Linked DNA regions of Homo sapiens: all the other regions are linked to region 1. Evidence: chromatin contacts called from ENCODE Hi-C data. All regions are on one chromosome and are shown on one strand. Each heading gives the region's core, a stretch centred on a gene start or an enhancer-like site at or near the end of the contact. The rest is flanking DNA. Distances are from core to core; before and after follow the strand shown.

Region 1 (3,337 bases), core at 31-2,530:
TCATGCCCGTAATCCCAGCACTTTGCGGGGCCGAGGCGGGTTGGTCACCTGAGGTCAGGAGTTCGAGATCAGGCTGGCCAACATGGTGAAACCCCATCTCTACTAAAAATACAAAAAATTAGCCGGGCGTGGTGGCGCACGCCTGTAATCCCAGCTACTCAGGAGGCTGAGGCAGGGGAATCGCTTGAACCCGGGAGGTGGAGGTTGCAGTGAGCCGAGATTGCACCACTGATCCCAGCCTGGGAGACAGAGCAAGAATCCGTCTCAAAGAAAAAAAAAGTAAAGAAATGTTATCCTGCTTCAGTTTTAAATGTTAAATTATTTAAAATTACGTAAAACAAAAAATTCATGGTCTCAGTTACAGTAGCCACATTTCAACTGTTCGATAGCCACATGTGGCCAGTGGCTACCGTTAGGGAAAGAGCAGCTTTGGATCTTCGCCTTTGGAATTTTGCTTGCACTTCTGGGGGCCGGGGAGCTCACGGACCTCATGAAGTTCATCCTTGCTTTATATGCTCCTTGGTTAAGAATTGTCCTTTTCACGTTTTATAAGCCAATTCACAGTGTAACAGTCTAGTTACTTTCCGTATGTTCAGTGAACATTATTCACGTTTTCTTATGAATAAATTCCTCGGGCGTATCAAGCAACCCTATAGAAGGCTGGAAAGTGGACTATTGATTTGGATTTAGAAAAATAAACTGAAGATACAGTGGTTGAATCACTTTTGGCCGCTTTTATGTATCACTGTCTTCTGGTGTGATGGACAGGGTTAACTTCTGTTAGGGTTACTGGTTTTCACCTTCCTGACAGGTAAACTTCTGGGTCTGCACTTTTCAGAGCATGTAAAGCTCTTTCAAAAAAAAAAACGCAGGCAGTAACCGCTGAACTTGCATAGATAGAGATTTATCCAAAGTACCCTTCTATTTTTAGGCAGAGCAACTGCTTGCCAATTTAAATTTCTGGAGAGAAAAATGCACCCACTACAAAACGGACGAGCGGAGGGTTAGACCTTTGCCAGGTAGCGCTCAAAATCCGCTAAGACTACTCCCACCGAAACTCGGTAGCGCAGTTGTCTTTCCGCAGCTGCTTCAGCCAGCCCCAGCAAGCCCGAGCGCCCGGCGCCGCCGCCACCTTCCCCGCCCCTGCGCGGCGCGGCTGGGACTGGCCCAGAGGCGTGGCCGGGAGCGGAGGGGCGTGTCCTGGGTCGGGGGTGGGGCGAGGGAGAGCCAGGAGGCGGAAGTTCCCGCGGGCGGTGGGGACGGCGCCCTCACCGCGAGTCACTTGTCAGCCCTTGTCTGAGGCGGAGGCAGCCCCGCGCCGCGCCGGACCCGAGGTGAGTGGCGGCCGGCCGGCGATGCGCCTCTCGGATCTCCGGTGGGAGAAGGGAAAGAACCGGCCGCTGTGCGCCGAACGCGAGAAGGGAAGCCCGGTTGGGGACGAGGAGGGGGCGCTCCTCGGGCAGGGATGGCTCCTCAGGTGCTTTCTGGGCGCGGAGCGGCGGAGGTGGGAGAGCAGCTTGGGAAAAGGAGCGCCCGGAAAAGGGCAGCGCTGGAGTCCGCATGAGGCCAGAGGGCGAGCCCTGGGGTCCCCGCAGCCCGGGCCGACCGGGACCAGCGTAGCGGAGACGGGGACGCGGGAGGGCGCCCGGAGGTGGCGAGGGCCGGCAGGGACGGGCACTGCCGCTCCCACCCACCCGGCTGCCGGCGTCGCCCGGCACCACCGTGGTGTGGTGTCTGAGTGCCCAGTCCTGCGCCAGTCTCTTGGAGGGTAGGAAGCGGGACTCAAAGGAAAAGGCGCGTTAGTTTTTCTTTGCTCCCAGGCTACTGAGAAGCATTTATTTCTCCCCCAGATATTTACAGTTTTGTGTAACCTGTTTGGGGAAAACTTCTGCGCGTCCAGAAATAAAGCTCGTTTAAGAAACACATTTGTCATGAACACGAGATTTGTTAACACTTGAGTACTTGTTGGGGCTTTTGTAAGACTGTGCCTTCGGTGCGTTTTACAATAAGTGGAAAAAGGAAGGGCGTGTGGACAGGGCAGAGCTTGGAAGGAAAATTCGTGGCGGCGCTGGGCAGGGCAGATTTAGGGTGTGATCGCCAGATCCTATCCCAAGTCCGCCTTCCTGACGGGGAGGACGTCTGAACCCGCCTGCCACGGAAACGGCCCGTTCGGTAGCCTTATTTGGCCAACAAGGCTAGGCGCGAATCCCTCCTGGAAAACTGTCCTGTCGGCTGCTTTCATCCTGTGCCTGTGGCTTTAGTTCTTCAGCTCTACCTACATTCTCTCTCCATTGCGGGGAAAGAGAATCTCAAGATATTTCTCTTTAATTTCAGGCCTTTTTTTTTGTCACTCTGTGTAGTTCATCTTGAGTTCTCCTTTCTCCCCTCTCACCCACTAATGAAGCTGAGATACAAGTGTGGGAAATACCAAGCTTCCTTCCCTAGTACTAGAGCAAAGACATTGTTTAGACTTTCCCTAAAAGAAAATCCATAACTCTACAGAAATTCCAACCTTTTCGACGTGTTTGAAAGAGTATGCTGCTATTTCCTGCCTGCTTGGTATTTGAGGAAGGGCTTGGGCACTAATAACCAGATGGAGGAGTCTTGGAAAGGCCAATAAAAATATTGCCATTGCTTGGGGCAGAGACTGTTTTAAGGCAGATGAATTCCAAATGAAGCTAGCAGAAGAAGCATCTAGAAATGAACGGACAGTGACTAGAAATGAAATGACACTGGTTTTGTAGTGTGGCTGTGACCTTGCCAGTGCTAGGAATTTTAATAACAAATGAGAGAAGTTAGGAAGGGAATCCCCAAGTAAAGGGAAGTTGCAAGTACATGGGTTGATAATCTAAATGAAATACATTTTCTTGTAGGGAAGAATGGGGCCAGAGGAAGTTGAGCCCAACTTTCATATTATTCCCCAGACACAAGTTAAAGATTAATAAAGGAGGGCAGGCTGCCTGTGAAATATCAGTTGGCTTTACACGATTCTGATTTGTATCGTGTCAATATCAGGACAGTCCTTCTATTAGTTTTCTGAAAATCTCCTCCTTTTATAGCGGGAAAGCAATTGAATTATGTGTGGCTCGTTATTAGCTTCCCACTAGTAGTTTTTCACCTATATATACAGTTTGACTTCCGGCTTGGCCTTTGGATCTTTTTTAGTGCTCTGTGCCTATTACTTCATTACTGAAGTAATGTGTTATTGCCTTGTAGTTCAGTATACTACCACGCCAGTAGAAAAGCTGTTTCGGTTTCTGATACAATTTTCTGTAATTTTTATTTTCCCTGATATAATTTTTCTTTAAAAACCAGGCTTATTTGAATGTTTTGCCCC
Region 2 (3,080 bases), core at 82-2,581, 6.2 Mb before region 1:
TCAGCCTCCGGGGCTGGGACCACAGGCACATGCCACCACGCCCGGGTAATTTTTGTATGTTTTGTAGAGCCGAGGTTTCGATGTGTTGCCCAGGCTGGTCTCGAACTCCTGGGCTCAAGCCCGCTTTGGCCTTCCAAAGTGCTGTGATCACAGGCGTGAGCCATTGCTACCGGTCTCATTGCTCTTTTTCATCGTCATTGTAATCTGTCACTTTAGTCGCTCATTCTGAAACCGAAGGACAGCCTCATTCCTCCGCCCTGACGGAAAGAACCGATGAGGCCTTGCTGCACGTTAGCAGTGGGAGGCTCAGAAAAGCCCGTGGAGCTTTTGAGACTGCAAATTCCCTGGCTATTTCCACCTGGAGCCTCTTTGTCACATCCGGTGAATTCCCTCATCTACAGAAAGCGGCTGCTGAAAAAGACATCACCAGCTACAACGCCTTGAGTACTACAGCGCTCCCTGCGCAAAGTAAAACCCAAGTCTTCGGATCAAAACCAGCCGGGGCTGTGCATCCTTCACGATGCCGGACCTCCTGAAAAGCTCACCTGGGTACAGCTCAGGATCCTGGCCTCGGCTCGCTGGCCCTGACAGGCGGGTGGTCAGGGTGACACACGGTGGGAAGAACACACGCCCGCCTGCCTGCGAAGCCTCGCAAATAGCTGGGCTCCCTCGGCACCTTCTGCCGCCAGGTCTCCGCCTCCCAACCTCCCTCTGGGCGTACCGAGCCCGTTGTCGCCACGTTTCCCTCGCCCGGGAGGCAACGCGGCACCCACCCCGCAGCATCCTCGCTTCCGGGGCCTCGGGCAAGGGTCTCCAGTCCCAGCCCACCCACCCTGCCCGCCTCGCGCCGCGCTGGCCCTCCAGCCTGCGGCCACATTCAAGGCCGAGCGCAGTCTGGGCTGGAAACCCGCCGCCCGGGGCGCAGGCAGCCCAGCTGGGCCCCGCCTCACCCCGACGAGCTGCTCACGACCTCCAAAGGGAAGAAAGCGACGCTCTGAGAACTCCGAGAGGCCGCCGGCCAAGCGCCGACTCGGGGGGCGGGGGAACGGAAACCGACGTCTCCCCTTCGACCTCCCGGGAAACCCTTCTCCGTTTACTCTCCATTCCGCGACCGCCAATAAAGAACAGCATACATGGTTAGCAGAAATAAATGAATTGCACTCTCTAGGCTCTTACCTCTGGATGGCTACGTCCCTGAAAAATGTTTTAATTAGCTAACGGAGGACGGGGGAGGAGCTTTCTTGGTCGGTAAATAAGAGTGCCTTCTCCGTCGTCTCGGATCTCCGAAGCAAGCAGTCAAAGCGGCCACTGCCTTGCCTGCTGGAAATTCTCGAAAATTTTTCTCCCGCAGTTGACCAGATGGAGAGGGAGAAGTCTGTTCCCGCTGACTGACAGCAGATCCGGCCAGTCCGCACTCGGCGAGACGGCTGGCCGGCCGCCCGGGCCCTCGATCGCAGCCAGTCACAGATGCCGATGGGAACGAGCCTCCCCGCGGCTGCTATTTGACTTCGCAGGCTTCCAGCTGCGCGGCGGAGCGACGTCACCCTGTGCCAGTGGTGGCTCGCGGCGGCGCCCCGCCCTCCCGAGGTTAGCTCCCCAGCCAAAGAGGGGGCGCGCTTGCGCGGTGGGTGGGGCCGCGAGACTTGGTACCTAGCCAGCGGGCGGAGCGCGGAGGGGGTTTCGCTTCGGGCTAAGGGACTGTAGTTGTGACAGCCAGGAAACCGAGAACGGAATGCCAATACTGCTTAGGCTTAGAGTTTGAAAGGCATCTGATTTCACTGCCATGTCTTTGAACAGCAGTGCACAGTGCAGTCTTCTTCGTGGCTGAACAGGTATCTTGTGATCTTTAGGGAATGTCTATTAATTCATTAAACAAGTATTTCTGTGTTTATTGAAGGACGTCTTGTATGCTATACATTTGCTAGGCACTGGGGATACGCCCCTAACACAGCTAGACACGATAGCTGCCCTCATAGAATTTTCAGTCTAACAAAGAAGAGGGAGAAAACCAACAAGTAAGCAAGCACATAGAATAGTAATTAATCATGTCAAGGAAAGAAATAGGCATGGTGTGGACACTGGAGGATAACTTCAGATAAGATTGTTATATGAGAACTTTATAAGATGGCATTTAAACCATCAGTCATTCAGCCATGGAACCAATAAAATGATGAATTGTTTTGGGCAGAGGGGACAGCAGACAAAGGTCTCTCGGTGAGACAGCCCGGCGTTTTGGAAGAACAGAAAGAAAGCCAAAGTGTCTCCAGCATATTGAGGGAGGGAAAGAACAGCATGATGTGAGAGAGATGAGGCAGACAGGGGCTTGGAGTTGGCATTACATTTTAAATTTAATGGGCTTCTATTGAGGCATTCGAAAAAAAGAAGTGAAAGGGTCTGGGTTTAGACTTTACATCACTTTGGTTAGTGTGCAAAGAACAGTTAAAATAAGCTATTGGGAAACTGATTAGGAGATGATGACAGATGAAATTTAAGGTGGAAGATGACTTTGATTAAACTATGACAATATCACTGAAGGGAGAGAAGAGCAGAGAGATTAGAGATTTTAAAGATAAATAATTAACTTGATTTGGCATTTTAGTTATTCTAGGCCAGGGACAACTGTTTTGAATCCAGTGCATTTAATAACCAGGTTAGAGAGTGACTCTCATATTGACGGCTCACAAATTATAGTAATAACCTTGAGTAATATTATGTTGAGTTGATGTCTTTTCATAGACTTCCTGGATTTTTTTTTCTTTTGTCTTTCTTTCTTTTTTTTTTTTTTTTTTTTTTTTTTTTGAGACAGGGTTTTACTCCTGCCCAGGCTGGAGTGCAGTGGCGCTATCTGAGCTCACTGAAACCTCTGCTTCCCAGGCTCAAGTGATCCTCCCACTTCAGCCTCCCAAGTAGCTGTGACTACAGGCACGCTCAACCATACACAGCTAATGTTTATATTTTTTGTAGAGATGGGGCTTCCCCATGTTGCCCAGGCTGGTCTTGAACTCCTGAACTCAAGCAATCCACCCACCTCAGCCTCCCAAAGTGCTGGGATTACAGGCATGAGCCACTGTACCTGGCGT
Region 3 (2,952 bases), core at 440-2,939, 5.6 Mb after region 1:
GGGTTCCAGGGGATTGGACATAGACATATCTTTCTGGGGTGTAACCATTGAATCCACTACAAAAAGCATGCTCAAAGGACTCATGAATGACAAGCTAGTCCTTGAAAACCTGTGCTGTCTGCCATTTTCCTTTTCTGTTCTGGCTGCCTGGGGTGATGTTTCCTGTCGCAGCTAATGCCGCAAGTGATAGCTCTACCTCCAGTGACCACTAAGGCAGGACAGTCAGCAAGAAAGCCAGAGATATTGTTATAGAAGAATTTTAGACAAATTCGTTTAACAGACTTTATTTGATCAAAGAACAACTCGTGAATTGAGCAATACTCAGAACCGGAAGAGGTTTTAAGAGCTCCACCCAGCAGTGTAAGCAGTAAGCTTTTATAGGATGAACACAGAAGAAAAATAGAAAAAAAATCATCTGATTGGCTTCGGCTAGGCATTTGCCTTTTTGGGCCACGGCGTGTTGAGGCATCTGCCTTATTTGAGCATGATCTGATCAGTTGGCTCCCTGTGATTGGCTTGATGGTCAGCTGTTTGTGATTGGTTGAAACTTGGCTACTCGCAAGAAGAAAATATACTCCTAAGTTAGGTTTTGGCTTGTTTATGTACTAGATTAGGTTGTGGTTTGTTATGTAGGACCTCAAAATATGAGACAGTCCCAGGCCAATGGTCTCCTGCTTATTTAATTTAACAACACAAGATTGCAAATTTCTGAAGGTGGGTCCTTAATAGCTATGCCTAGTGTGCTGTCTCTAGGCTACGCTGAAGCTTCTGGTACCTCATCTGTTAGTGGATGTTAAGTGTGGTGTTGCACTCTCTTCTTTAATTGCCGAAAGAGGAGTTAGCTTTGGGCCTCATCATTGCGAGGAAAGAACTGAGGCTTGGAGGGCTGAATTGAAGATTAATCTGAATGACTAACACTATGTTGTTTCCAAAATCACCCCCTGTTCCACTTTGAAACAAACTTGTGTTTTCTCAGTTTCTCCCCGAAAGGAAAAGTTTCTCACCAGGAGTGTCGTGGTGCTTTGTGTATATAAATCCTTGCTGGGTCCATATCTATTCTCCACACATGCCTGGAGTCGAGGCTGAATCATTTATTATTTATTCCCCAGCATGATATAGCTTTATTGCTTATGTTCACTGGGGTTTGGGAAATAAAGACTCAGGAAGCAGAAACACACCAGCTACAAGAGTCTGACATTTGTTTATGAGCAGGACAGCCTTGACTTATTATTCTACTTCTTCTCTTGCGTCTCCGGGAACAGATCTAAGAAGTGGGACCTTGTATGCAGTCACTGAGACAGCTGTTCCCATGAAAATCAGGGCTCATGGAGGACATGCAAATGCTTCTCTGTCAGTCTTCAGCCTGCTTGCTCTGCCTTCTGCTTTCCTGGTGAGGATTAAAAGAGGATTTCAGAGCTCTCCTTCAATTTGATGCCATCATTTTGATGTCTATGCCACCCGTAACTCCAATTTCTAAACTTGAGAGCTGTACAGGCCTGTTACAAAGTGGTTACCTTTTAACCACTAACTTCCGAGAAAAAACTTGGATCACTGAGGAGAGAACGAAGACAAATACAATTGAAGCCCCAGGTAGTTTTCCTGAGGCCTCATGATTTCTTTTGGCAGAGAAACCTATGATAGCTGGTGGCCACTAGGGGTCCCCAGAAGGCTTTTTTAATGAACAAGAGGCACCCGCGCTCCTCACCCCTCCCTTTCCTTCCCACAAATGCCAGGGGTAAAAACAACTTTAAGCTCTGACGTCAGCCAGCCAGGGGAGCCACCCTGTTGTGCCCATAGGTATAGCTAAGCTTCTGAGAACTGGGGCCTGGTGCTTTCCCTGGCAGCCCAATTTTCAGCTTAAATCATTGCCTTAATGTTATTTTAATGTGCTTGGGGTCCCTGGGGGACAGAGTGGGTGGCAGGGGAACAGCATTTAATTTCCTTTGGAGTTTGGAATGTGCCTGACACTTCTTAAGTACTTGAGTGAATATGAGAGTCTGTAATCCTTGCAAGAGCAAGCAACTTTGGGGGCCTTCTTATTTGGCAAGCTTCAAGACAAAGTTAAATTTTTGCTAGGAGAGAGGGAAAAAAGGAAATAAACATGTATTAAAAGTCTGATATATGCCATGGGCTTTACATTTATTATATTATTAAATCTCAAAAATAACCTCATCCAGTTGGAATTATTGTTCTAAATGCTAATATTAGGAAGGAGACATTCAGATTAAACAATTTGCCTACTGTTTACAGCTGATAAATGACCCAGGTAAGACCACAGCACTGGTCAATTAGGATCCGCAATCCAGGCTATGCTCTCAGTATCCTTCAGCCTTCTGGTTTTACTGTGAGGGCTCTCACAAAGGAATCTACTCATTGTTTTACCTGAAGCTTTTAAAGTACATAACCAAATCCAAACCTATAAAGGTGAAATAGCACTTTTCTAGATAATAAAATTAAAGCCTGAATGTAATCAAGCAAATGCTTATTAGGGATATTTTGTCCACCAGGTGCTATGTCTAATGCAGGTTCTGTTGAGGGCCTCATGTGCTTAATTCAGAGTAAAAACAAACAAACAAACAAAAAACACTAATGTTAGGGCAAATGTATTATTTTGACCAGAATGACATAGATTGGCTGTGTCCACATCAACTAAATAAAGTGAGCAATTATCTGATGAATTGCTGCTGAAGAGAAACACTTGATTCTTTACCACATTACCAAAAGGGTAGATTGACAAATAAAGAAGAATGTATCAGGCTTGAAGGTTGGCCAAAAATTGCCAGTCAATACTCTGGAAGTTTAGCAACAGGGAAATATCATAAGGGTTTATTTGAATCAGCCCTGTCACAGTGCCCAACCCAGTGCCTGGTGTAGTGTAGGCTCTCCGTGAAGGCAGAATCAACGTTGAATGATGTTTTTAAAAATGTTTATAGGCCCACTGTGAACATCCCA
Region 4 (3,383 bases), core at 135-2,634, 5.4 Mb after region 1:
GAAAATGCAAAGGAATGAATCCTCCCTAGAGCCTCCACTAGGAAAGCAGCCTTGCCAGTTTTAGACTAGTGAGACCCATTTCGAACTTCTGACTTCCAGAATTGTAAGATGATAAATCTGAGTTGTTTTAAGCTGTTATGTTTGTGGCAATTTGCTACAATAGCAATAAAAAATTAGGCCAGGCACAGTGGCTCACGCCTGTAATCCCAACACTTTGGGAGGCCGAGGCGGGTGGATCACCTGAGGTCACGAGTTCGAGACCAGTCTGGCCAACATGACGAAACCCCGTCTCTACTGAAAATACGAAAATTGGCCCGGTGTGGTGGTGGATGCCTGTATTCCCAGCTACTTGGGAGGCAGAGGCAGGAGAATCGCTTGAACCTGGGAGGCAGACGTTGCAGTGAGCTGAGATCGTGACATTGCACTCCAGCCTGGGTGACAGAGCAAGACTCCGCCTCAAAAAAAAAAAATTAACACAGGTATTATTATGTGAAGTGTGTGCCTGGTCGTATCAACTAAGTACATCTTTCTGGAGTGTCATTTAAAGCATTATTTTCATATTAAGTATTAAATATATGAAGTAGAATGAAAATTAAGCATCAACTTTGAAGATAAAGTATAAGAGTTCAAAATGTATCTAATTTGGGAGCTGCTTTGATCCCTAGGCTTCAGTTCCCCTCTCCTCTTCTGTAAGGTGAAAGTGTTTGAGAGGCACCAATTTAACTATAGTTAATCACAAGTAGTGATTACTAGACTACCACCATTTTTATTCCTAGCAGAATGTTGCGTCTAGGTCTTTTTTAAGATTTCAAAATCCATGTCCCCAAAGATGCAATCATTCAAATTTTATTTAAGGATTTAAAAATATTCTGTCAAAGAATAATAATATCTAATATGTTATCATTCTCCCACAAACATTTATTTGGTGCCTTCTGAAGGAAGCATAATTATTCTCACTAGTAAGGAGCAGAAGCTTGTAATGGTTGTCCAAGGCCGATAAGTACTGAATGGCGGTAGTGACAATTGAACCCTGTTCCTCTGCCTGTGCATCCAGTGCTCTTTCCAAGGGTCCAGAGTGACTATGAAGCACATCACTGGGAGTGTTTCTTAGGGTTGGGAGCCAGCGCTGAATTTACCATGCATCTACAATGTGAGCACTGTGTTCACAGAGCCCCTGAGCCTGCACAGCAGCTACTCTTGATATAGGTACTGCTGCTTTCATTCTGACTGTAAAACTGTAGCCGGCCCCTTCTCCTCATATGACTGGATCTGTTCTTATGGGAAGATCACATTGACAAAAGAGAGCACAATGTGCAAGAATGGGACGGTTCTGATAATGGCAAAATCTGTTTTTCATTGTGATCCCAATGCTGCAATGCCAATGAGAGACAGAAAGAGGAAGGGCCAGAGGCTTTCATTCTTCTCTGAGGTCGAGATCAGACACCCTCTTCTGGCTTTTCTCAACAGCTTTTCATTTTACAGCAGCACCTTATCTGGGCCCAAGTATCAAAAGCCACAGTTCTGTTTTTGCAGTCAGACATTGTATGTATTCAAGTATCATAGACAGGTTTTGTTTTGTGTAGTTTTTTTTTTTTTTTTTTTTTTTTGAGACAGAGTCTCACTCTGTCACTCAGGCTGGAGTGCAGTGGTGCGATCTCGGCTCACCGCAACCCCCGCCTCCCGGGTTCAAGCAATTTCCCTGCCTCAGCCTCCCGAGTAGCTGAGACTACAGGTGCCTGCCACCACGCTCGGCTAATTTATTTTTGTTTTTATTTTGTATTTTAGTAGAGATGGGGTTTCACTATGTTGGCCAGGATGCTCTCGATCTCCTGACCTCATGATCCACCCACCTCAGCCTTCCAAAGTGCTGGGATTACAGATGTGAGCCACTGTGCCCGGCCTGTTTTGTGTAGATTTATCATTAACATTAGGGTGTTTTTTAACCACAGAGGAGACATTTTTCTTTTTCATTTTCTCACTCTTACTCTAATTCAGGTTCTATACTCTCCAGATCTTTCAAATCTTTTCAAAGACGCCCTTCCTGATGACCCTTGTAAAATATCACCCTCTCCCAACCCTACCTTTTCTATTCTCTATCCCTTTACCATGCCCTATTCATTTTTTCCATAACACTTCTCACACATAAAATATTTTTTAAATTTTTTTTCTGTCTCCTCTACCTAGAACATAAGCTCGATAAGAGCATTTAAACTCCTTTGTGTGCTATTGCATTCCCAGTACCTAGACAAGTGCCTGGCAGAGTGCAAAGCTCTGTAAATATTCGTTGAATGAATTGCTGAATTCTTTACATCTCTTCCATGTCTGGTACAATCTTAGGCTTGCTATAGAAAAGACCCTAGTAAAATTAAAAGCAAGAAACCATAGCAAGAAGAAAAAAAATCCCCTTAAGTTGCCTCTTTTTGTAGTTAGTTTCTAGTTTCTGATTGACTGATTGATTGAGGGAAGGATTTCAAGAAGGAAATGTCAGAAACATAGACTCAGAACTGCTCTGAGCCCTTGGAACAAAGTTCCCCAGCCCCCCATGCCTGGACCCCCTGGGCTGAGCCCTTTTTCTGCCTGGAGGCTCCCCTCTCCAGATGGAAGGGGAAGGAGGCAATCACTTGTGAGCACCAGCTTGTTCAGGTCATGTTCACTTAGTAATGCAAAGACTTTGCTTGGTTACTTTCATTAATTGGGTAGTATCAGAGAGTAGGGAGAATGCTCACTTTTTTGAAATCCACTAATTTGTTACACGTTTATTCGGAAACTGATTGATAGGAAATAAGGGCAATGGAATGGATCTTCCTCTACCCTAGTGCTTTTGTTTAGTCTTGTTCTCATGGCTTTCATAAAGCCTTCCTGGAAAACTTCCAGTTACTACTTAAGATCTAAATCAAATGTCACCTCCTTTATGAAAGCTGTCCTGAATCCTTTCATGGAAAGGTTCTTCAAGCAGTCTGGGGATGATTATCATGCTTTGCTCACACGGCTGCCATTGGTCTCATCACCCTGTTCATTTAAACGACCATATCTGTTACCAGTTCTGAGCACCAGGAGGCCAAGGAACATCTCCATCATGCTTTATATCTCAGTGTCCAGCTTAAGTGCCTTATACCTAATTGGTATTTGATAACTGTTGAGATAATGAGCGAGGGAATACATGAAAAAAACAAAAGACTTTCCAATCCAGCCACAGTTATCCAGTTAGCATTTGGACCTTCCTTCTGGGAACACTGTTCGATTATATATTTTTCATCTTCATTCAGGCACTCTGATGGTTCTAAAACATCCCTACCCAAGAAAAGTGGAAGAACCCTCCATTTATGAATCTGTCCGGGTTCACACAGCAATGCAGACAGGAAGAACAGAAGATGACCTTGTGC
Region 5 (3,261 bases), core at 521-3,020, 8.7 Mb after region 1:
TGTTTTAAATGCCAATTGGTTACCTTACTTAAATACATGATGGATAAACAATTTTGTTTCCAGTGAAGCAGTTTATAGAAGGCTTAGTCTAATCTTTAGTGACAAATCTAATATTATTGATAAGCCTTTTGTACTTTTAATAGCAAAAGGATAACAAGGTAACTTTTGATGCTATTATAAGCTTACCAAAATTGAAGGATTTACTTCCATCAACTTGATAAATGACATTATTGTCAGTTTTCCAGTAAACTTGGGCAGTTTCTCCAAGTGATTCTTCTCTAAAAGAATAAAAACACCGCATTTTAACCAGTCATAAAAGTCATGTCATAGGAGGAATAATTGAAAAGATTTCACCTGCTAAAGAATATTTTGAAAGATAGTAACATAAGAGAATGACAGAAAGTCCATCTTTGAGGATTCAACTCTTAAATGGAGCTTCAGTGACCTTCTGCCGCCTCAAAAGTGTTTTCTTGTGAAGGCTTTCATTCTCACCCTCTCCCCCAGTACTGGTAAACAAAGGGATGGATTCAAAATGCAACTCTGATTATGTCTGTCTTGCTTAAAATTCTTAAAACCTTTTGGAAACTTATGAAATCCTCAGCAGGGCACGAGTCCTAGATCATGTCATTTCTCTCTTCCATTTTCCTCTGAATTCCTAGATACATCCTAAGCTCTACCTGAAGGTCTTCCCCAAATGACAGATGTAACCTCTCTGTGCCTGGAATACTCTGACTTCCCTTTCCATTAAGTAACATAGGGATTATTTCACTCATGAAAAGCGTCAAGACTTTTCTGACACCAGTTCACCCCACGGGAAGCTTTCGTCTCTGATGGGCTAATAACTCCTCTAGCAAACATTCTCTACCTGCCCATCATAACACTTGTCAAAAGGTATCCTAATGGTTTCTTTATGTAGCCGTTTAAGGCATTAGATAATGAGCTCCTCAAAAATAGGAAATTCCTGATCTTGGTATTTGCATTTATTAAACCCCGTGTTCAATAAAAATTTCTCACACACACAAAGTGTTAGCATTTCGGGTCGAGGGCCAGAAGCTAGTGAAGCAAACCGATTTCATTTATTCCTCTTCCTGCTTTTTCTCCCTAGCACTTATTACCTACATATCACCACTTAACATCCTACATTTTCAACTTTACTTTCTGTCTCGTCCCATTAGAATGGAAGAGCCACTGGGCAATGACGGGAGTGTCTGTGTTGTACAAAGTCACTAAAAAAAAATTGATAAATATTTGTAGAATGATCTTGAGTGACGATTGAATGTAATGTGACAAGACAGACTAGCCCTTGTCTTCAGAGGGTCTGGAGACAGCAGTTAGGTGTAAAATGACTAACTGTGATGAGGGCCAGGAAGGCACGGTCCCATACGACTTCTCTAGGCGGGGAATGGGGCAGGGAGGAGCAGATGCCGCAAGGCAGAGCAGCACAGAAGGGAAGGTCTGTATGTCAGCGAGACTGAGTTAAATTTAAGTGAATCTCGCAGCTGGAAAGTATCTTCTAGATCTCCGATCCTCCCCTGTCACTTTACAGACCCTGAAACGATGGCCAGCAGCCGAGTCACTAGACAGCAGAGCCGGGAAGCAGCGGCTCCTGGAAACATCGTAGGCCTCGCCCCTCCGGCTCAGGGCGGCGCCGCAGGCCCAGCGGGCACCGGGCCGTGGTGTGGCCCCCCTACCTGCTGTTCAGCGGCCGCACTCGCACGCAGACGGCCACGGCTCCTTCCTCCGCCATCCTATCAGGCTGAACTGGTCCCAGGAAAATGGCCAGGACCCTCCGCGGCCGGCACTTCAGGGCTCACAGGCCGCCCCGCCTTTAAATTTAAAATTTCCCAAACGCCGCATCTGATTGAGCCGTGGCCTCGTGACGTCATGGGCCATTCCACGTGCGGAGCAGCGCGGGGGACGCAAGGCGGGCGGCGTGACCACTGCTAAACAGGAGAGGGGATTTAAAGGGCCCAGCAGAGAGTCGGAGGAGAGGGCCGAAGGGAGGGGCTCCCAGGAGTGGGCAGAGAGTGGTGGTCCTGGAATACCAGAATACTATTATCTGCCAAAAGCTAGCGAACGTCATCCTCCACCCCATCCTTAAAAAGTTTGGAACCTGTAGACGAAACTAGGTAGAGATACATGTATTTTTCACTACCCAAACAGAATTGCCGTCTTTTAAAGAAACTGCACCAACAGTTTAAAATAAACTTTCAACAGCAAGAGTTGAAATTCGCTGTCCAGTCCAGAAACGTGACAAGCCTGTTGTGCGCCTTAGAAAATCTGAGTTTAGGCTTTTCTCCTGTTTCTCTCTCTCTGTAACTCGTTTCCATTAGCTGTGGCTTCCTCAGAGGTTGAATTAGGGAAAATAAATACCGAGGACTGAAAAACTCATTGAGTAATGGGTTGATACTTTTTTTTTCTTCTTTTTTTTGGAAACGGAGTCTCGCTCTGTCACCCCAGGCTGGAGTGCAGTGGTGCTTATCTCTGCTCATTGCAGCCTCCACCTCCTGCATTCAAGTGATTCTCCTGCCTCAGCCTCCCCAGTAGCTGGGATTACAAGGTGCCCGCCACCACGCCCAGGTAATTTTTGTATTTTTAGTAGAGACGGGGCTTCGCCATGTTGGCAAGGCTGGTCTCAAAGTCCTGACCTCAGGTGATCCACTTGCCTCGGTCTCCAAAAGTGCTGGGATTAAAGGCGTGAGCCACCGCTCCTGGCCTGGTTTGTTACTTTTATTAACTAAGAGGGAAAGCTATTCTAAATACAGTGATTTTTTCCCAAAAATAATGCTTATTTTCCCTTTCTTCTCTCTCTCTCTTTTTTTTTTTTTTTTTTTTTTAAATAAACATGAGTTCTTGCTTTGTCACCTAGGCTAGAGTGCAGTAGGCTGAACACAGCTCACTGCAGGCTCAACTCCTGGCCTCAGCCCAAGTGGGGTTCCCACCTTAACCTCCTGAGTAGCTTGGATTACAGGCACATCACAAGCCCAGATAATTTTTAAATTTTTTTGTAGAGACGGGGTGGTGGGGGGATTAGGGTAGGGAGTGGGGTCTCACAGTGTTGCCTAGGCAGGTCTTGAACTCCTAGGCTCAAGCAATCCTCCTTGCCTTGGCCTCCCAAAGTGCTGGGATTACAAGCATGAGCCATCGTGCCTGGCCTAGCTTTTTATGTGTACTTTAGAAAGCTATCCAAGATGTTTCATTTATTAAGAGAAATTCAAGGTGCACGGTTATGTACACAGAATATGTCTGGATATACATACA
Region 6 (3,204 bases), core at 417-2,916, 5.1 Mb after region 1:
CTGCTTATCATGACCCCAGATAAGTTTAAAAATCACTAATTACCATTCATAAATATATGCACATATTCCAAAAAAACTTTCCATCTGTTTTCTTTGCTAAAATAATAGAGTATCCAAGGCAACAAGGATACCTGTGCTACCCTGAGCAGTGCAGCAGAGCAACCTCTGTCTTTTTGATTCTGACAAAATTAATGCAAACAAGCCAGTTGTATCATTTTTTTCCTAGTAATGAGACAGGAAAATTCCCCATGGGGCTTCATAAATGGAAAATAACATAGTTACATAGCCAAGTACATGTTTATCTCTAGTGACCCTCTCTAAGGGAAAGCACAGCACACAGAGTGTAGACTTCTCCTACCCAGAGTTAGGTATTAATGTCAGGATCTGTGGTTGAGATTGCTTTTTATAACCCGATTTATACTTTCTCCCTCTCTTGTTAGAGCCCCTGTTTTAGAATGGGGTGTCAATGTGCCCTGTTAAGAAACTACATTTTCTATCCTTTCTTGTAGCTATAAATCATCAATGCAACATAGATTATTGTCTGAGACTCATGAGAAGGCTCTTACAAAGAGAGCAGATAGCTAGCATGTGCCCTTGTCAGCCCTTACCTCCCCAACCTTCCTCTTGTTTCCTGCTTGGAGTACAGATTTGATATGTGCAAATATAGCAGCCATCTTGGATGACTGGAACTTCAGGAACCATCTTGAACAAGGGATAATTTCAAAAATGGAAGCCTAATATTAAGAAAGATGGACCTAAAACATAGATGAAGCCAAGGTCCATAATGATGCTTCATAAAGCTTCCATACCAACCCTAGATGGTTGAACTCTTCCATGTGAGGAAGAAATACACATCTATCTTACTTAGAACACTATTTCTGATCTCTGTTATTAGCTGTGTAATAAAGTTTCTCAACTGATACAAAGTGAAAACTAAAAATCTCAGAATACAAAAATTACCTTAGAAAGTCAATTAGATCTCCCATAAAATTCCCCATAAACTACAGTAAAACAGGGAGGCATAAGGCATAAGAATGGGTTATAGGCAAAGGCAATTAAACCTTTAATTCTTGGGCCAGTCAAGAAAACAGACAAATTAGGCTCTATCCTTGCATTGTTTTAAGCTAGTATTTGCCTTTCAGAAATTGTCTATATTGCTCTTAGAGATTGTAATTCAGAAATTCAAAATCATGTGTATTCTGAAAAGTCTTGTGAAGCACCGCATGTACATGTGTGTGTGTTTCTCTATGACTTCTAATTAACATTTCAATATTTTTTCATGGCTATTGAACATGTCATCAGCACAGACATCCTGACTACCAAAGCAGTATATTCCATTCACAACTATTAGAAACTCCTTAAAAGCATGTATACCTTCTCCCCGTTGGTTTTGGATTAAGCTATATTTGGTTATATCATAATTGTTCTTTAAGCAGAATTGTGGGAAAAATTATAAATTTGATTTATATTGCTCTCTGTTTTATTTTTCTTCTTTTTCTTTCTCTTGCATTGGATTTAACTCTATTATATGTCCAAAATTGAGGAAAGCCATTTGTGGCCACATGGTTTTGTCAAGTGGGTAACTGGAGGTCTGAGAAGAATAGTGGGTGAGAGGTTCTAGAACTTAGATTTTTCTAAGGAATGTTACCACGTTGCTAAGCTATGTAACATATCTTAACAACCAGGGAGCCACACAGGCTCCTTGGAGTAAGAGTGTGAGAAACTGGATGAAGACAGCTGTATTCTTTTGGAAGCGTTCGAGATTGGTCTGTCTCTACCAACTAAAAACTTCTAGCTTAAGTGCAGAGATTTAAGGAGATCAACAAAAACTCAGTCTAGACATATTATGAGGCTGGGAGGGTATCAACAGACTTGAGTTCTTGTCAGCAAGATCACCTGCTTTTAATATTGTCCTCAGGTATAATTTTAAATTCATCATTACAATAATGTTCTAAAATTTTAGGTATGATTTAGTTAATAGTCCTCAAGTTCATTCTTTTTTCAAGAGTATGTGAAAGCCAAATAAGTCTGTTTTAAGAAAATGAAATACACATTGTTTTCTTGTTGACTTTTTTTTTTTCAAAATTTAAAGTGTATCACTACCCTTTAATCTAAGAGAATTGATGTGGGACAGACACATACAGAATAACTGAATAATATCAGCTAACATTTAAGTCAATTTCATCAGGTAATAGACAAACAGACTGAAATCTAGGCAATAAAACAATTAATCTGTGGTCACTTTGCTGGTTAATGGCAAATCTGGGACCATGAATCCTATCTTTAAATTTCTGGTTTAATGTCTTTTTCACTCTCCAAATTGTCTGCTGTACTCTTTTCCCCTCAATACAAGTAAAAAGCAAATTTACTGGCTTAATTGTACAAAAGGTCCCACACCAAAAGAATGAGTAAGTCTAAAGTGTGATTTAAACAAAGAGATTAGAACTAGCTCCTCACTGTGATATTCATAAACAGCAATAAGAAAATATACTTTTTATTGCTAGATAGATATTTTCTGCATTTAATGTCTACATATATTTTACCCAACCTAGGATAATTTTAGTATTTATATATATCAAACTGAAGTTCCTGAAAACCAGATATTCTGTGGCAACAAGTCTGGGAATTTATACACCATACAGTCTAAGTATATAGCATGAAACACTTAAACATAGATTGCTTTGTTCTAAAAAGGTAGTCAACGATCTAAAAGCATCCATCCCAACAAAATCCTGAGATCAATTTCTAGAACATGAACATTTTTTGACACTGCAAATTATTCTAACCCAAAAAGTCTCTGCCATGGTTATAAATAAAATGTGTATTTCCCAATTCTGCTACGATGAATAAGATTTTCATGTAAGATAGAAAAAATACAACAAGCACCAGAAAATCATCCTTCTTAGATTTCAAAAGCATACTATTTTCAAGAAAATTTAAATAACGACTTTCTATGTTCTTAATCCAGAAATGTTCTTTCTCACATGGTTGTGAATTCACCAAGATACATAACATTATCTTTAATCTCCCAGGTCTATGACACCATAGGTGTCTAAAAATGTTAACTGTTACTCAATATTGCAAACAACAACATGGCAAAGGTTCTCTGGTTTATCATCTCCAGATACATCACTCTTTTGGATTTTTTTCCTTCTTTGGGTTTTACCATTCTCTCCGAAGATGATATACATTTTAAGATGCTGG

What was found. Hi-C counts contacts between places; a loop is a spot of excess contacts on that map. Pooled maps may share reads with other maps.
Region 2: a map of CD4-positive, alpha-beta T cell shows a loop between it and region 1 (9-fold over the local background). The contact joins the promoter of PPM1K here to the promoter of PDLIM5 in region 1. A Hi-C loop is called at or near these places in 2 of 168 maps with a recorded cell type or tissue (CD4-positive, alpha-beta T cell and CD4-positive, alpha-beta memory T cell) and 6 of 50 pooled maps.
Region 3: a pooled map shows a loop between it and region 1 (5-fold over the local background). The contact joins the enhancer-like site here to the promoter of PDLIM5 in region 1. A Hi-C loop is called at or near these places in 5 of 50 pooled maps.
Region 4: a pooled map shows a loop between it and region 1 (5-fold over the local background). The contact joins the enhancer-like site here to the promoter of PDLIM5 in region 1. A Hi-C loop is called at or near these places in 2 of 50 pooled maps.
Region 5: a loop to region 1 is called in a pooled map, with 4 times the contacts of the local background. The contact joins the promoter of CENPE here to the promoter of PDLIM5 in region 1. A Hi-C loop is called at or near these places in 2 of 50 pooled maps.
Region 6: a loop to region 1 is called in a pooled map, with 7 times the contacts of the local background. The contact joins the promoter of C4orf17 here to the promoter of PDLIM5 in region 1. A Hi-C loop is called at or near these places in 4 of 50 pooled maps.

Annotation. Positions count from the first base shown.
Region 1 is chr4:94,450,662-94,453,998 of GRCh38, forward strand. It overlaps PDLIM5 (PDZ and LIM domain 5), which reads left to right and starts at 1,281. Exons shown (of 13, transcript NM_006457.5): 1 at 1,281-1,334. RefSeq lists silencers at 931-1,350, 1,521-1,780.
Region 2 is chr4:88,283,230-88,286,309 of GRCh38, forward strand. It overlaps PPM1K (protein phosphatase, Mg2+/Mn2+ dependent 1K), which reads right to left and starts at 1,332. Exons shown (of 7, transcript NM_152542.5): 1 at 1,177-1,332. PPM1K-DT (PPM1K divergent transcript) reads left to right here and starts at 1,701. Exons shown (of 5, transcript NR_134238.1): 1 at 1,701-1,832. RefSeq lists enhancers at 1,115-1,174, 1,215-1,304, 1,217-1,740 and a silencer at 1,475-1,694.
Region 3 is chr4:100,091,927-100,094,878 of GRCh38, forward strand. No RefSeq gene overlaps it. Among named protein-coding and RNA genes, the nearest start is that of DDIT4L-AS1, 97 kb to the right of the region's middle. Within about 2 kb of position 1,690, at least 7 of the 41 ENCODE cell types and tissues checked have a DNase peak (open chromatin) inside an H3K27ac peak, as active enhancers do.
Region 4 is chr4:99,849,952-99,853,334 of GRCh38, forward strand. DAPP1 (dual adaptor of phosphotyrosine and 3-phosphoinositides 1) reads left to right here. Exons shown (of 9, transcript NM_014395.3): 4 at 3,267-3,383. Among named protein-coding and RNA genes, the nearest start is that of DAPP1, 35 kb to the left of the region's middle. Within about 2 kb of position 1,385, at least 2 of the 41 ENCODE cell types and tissues checked have a DNase peak (open chromatin) inside an H3K27ac peak, as active enhancers do.
Region 5 is chr4:103,196,573-103,199,833 of GRCh38, forward strand. It overlaps CENPE (centromere protein E), which reads right to left and starts at 1,771. Exons shown (of 49, transcript NM_001813.3): 1 at 1,692-1,771; 2 at 187-278. The coding sequence starts at 1,747. RefSeq lists an enhancer at 1,633-2,187.
Region 6 is chr4:99,509,355-99,512,558 of GRCh38, forward strand. It overlaps C4orf17 (chromosome 4 open reading frame 17), which reads left to right and starts at 1,667. Exons shown (of 9, transcript NM_032149.3): 1 at 1,667-1,918.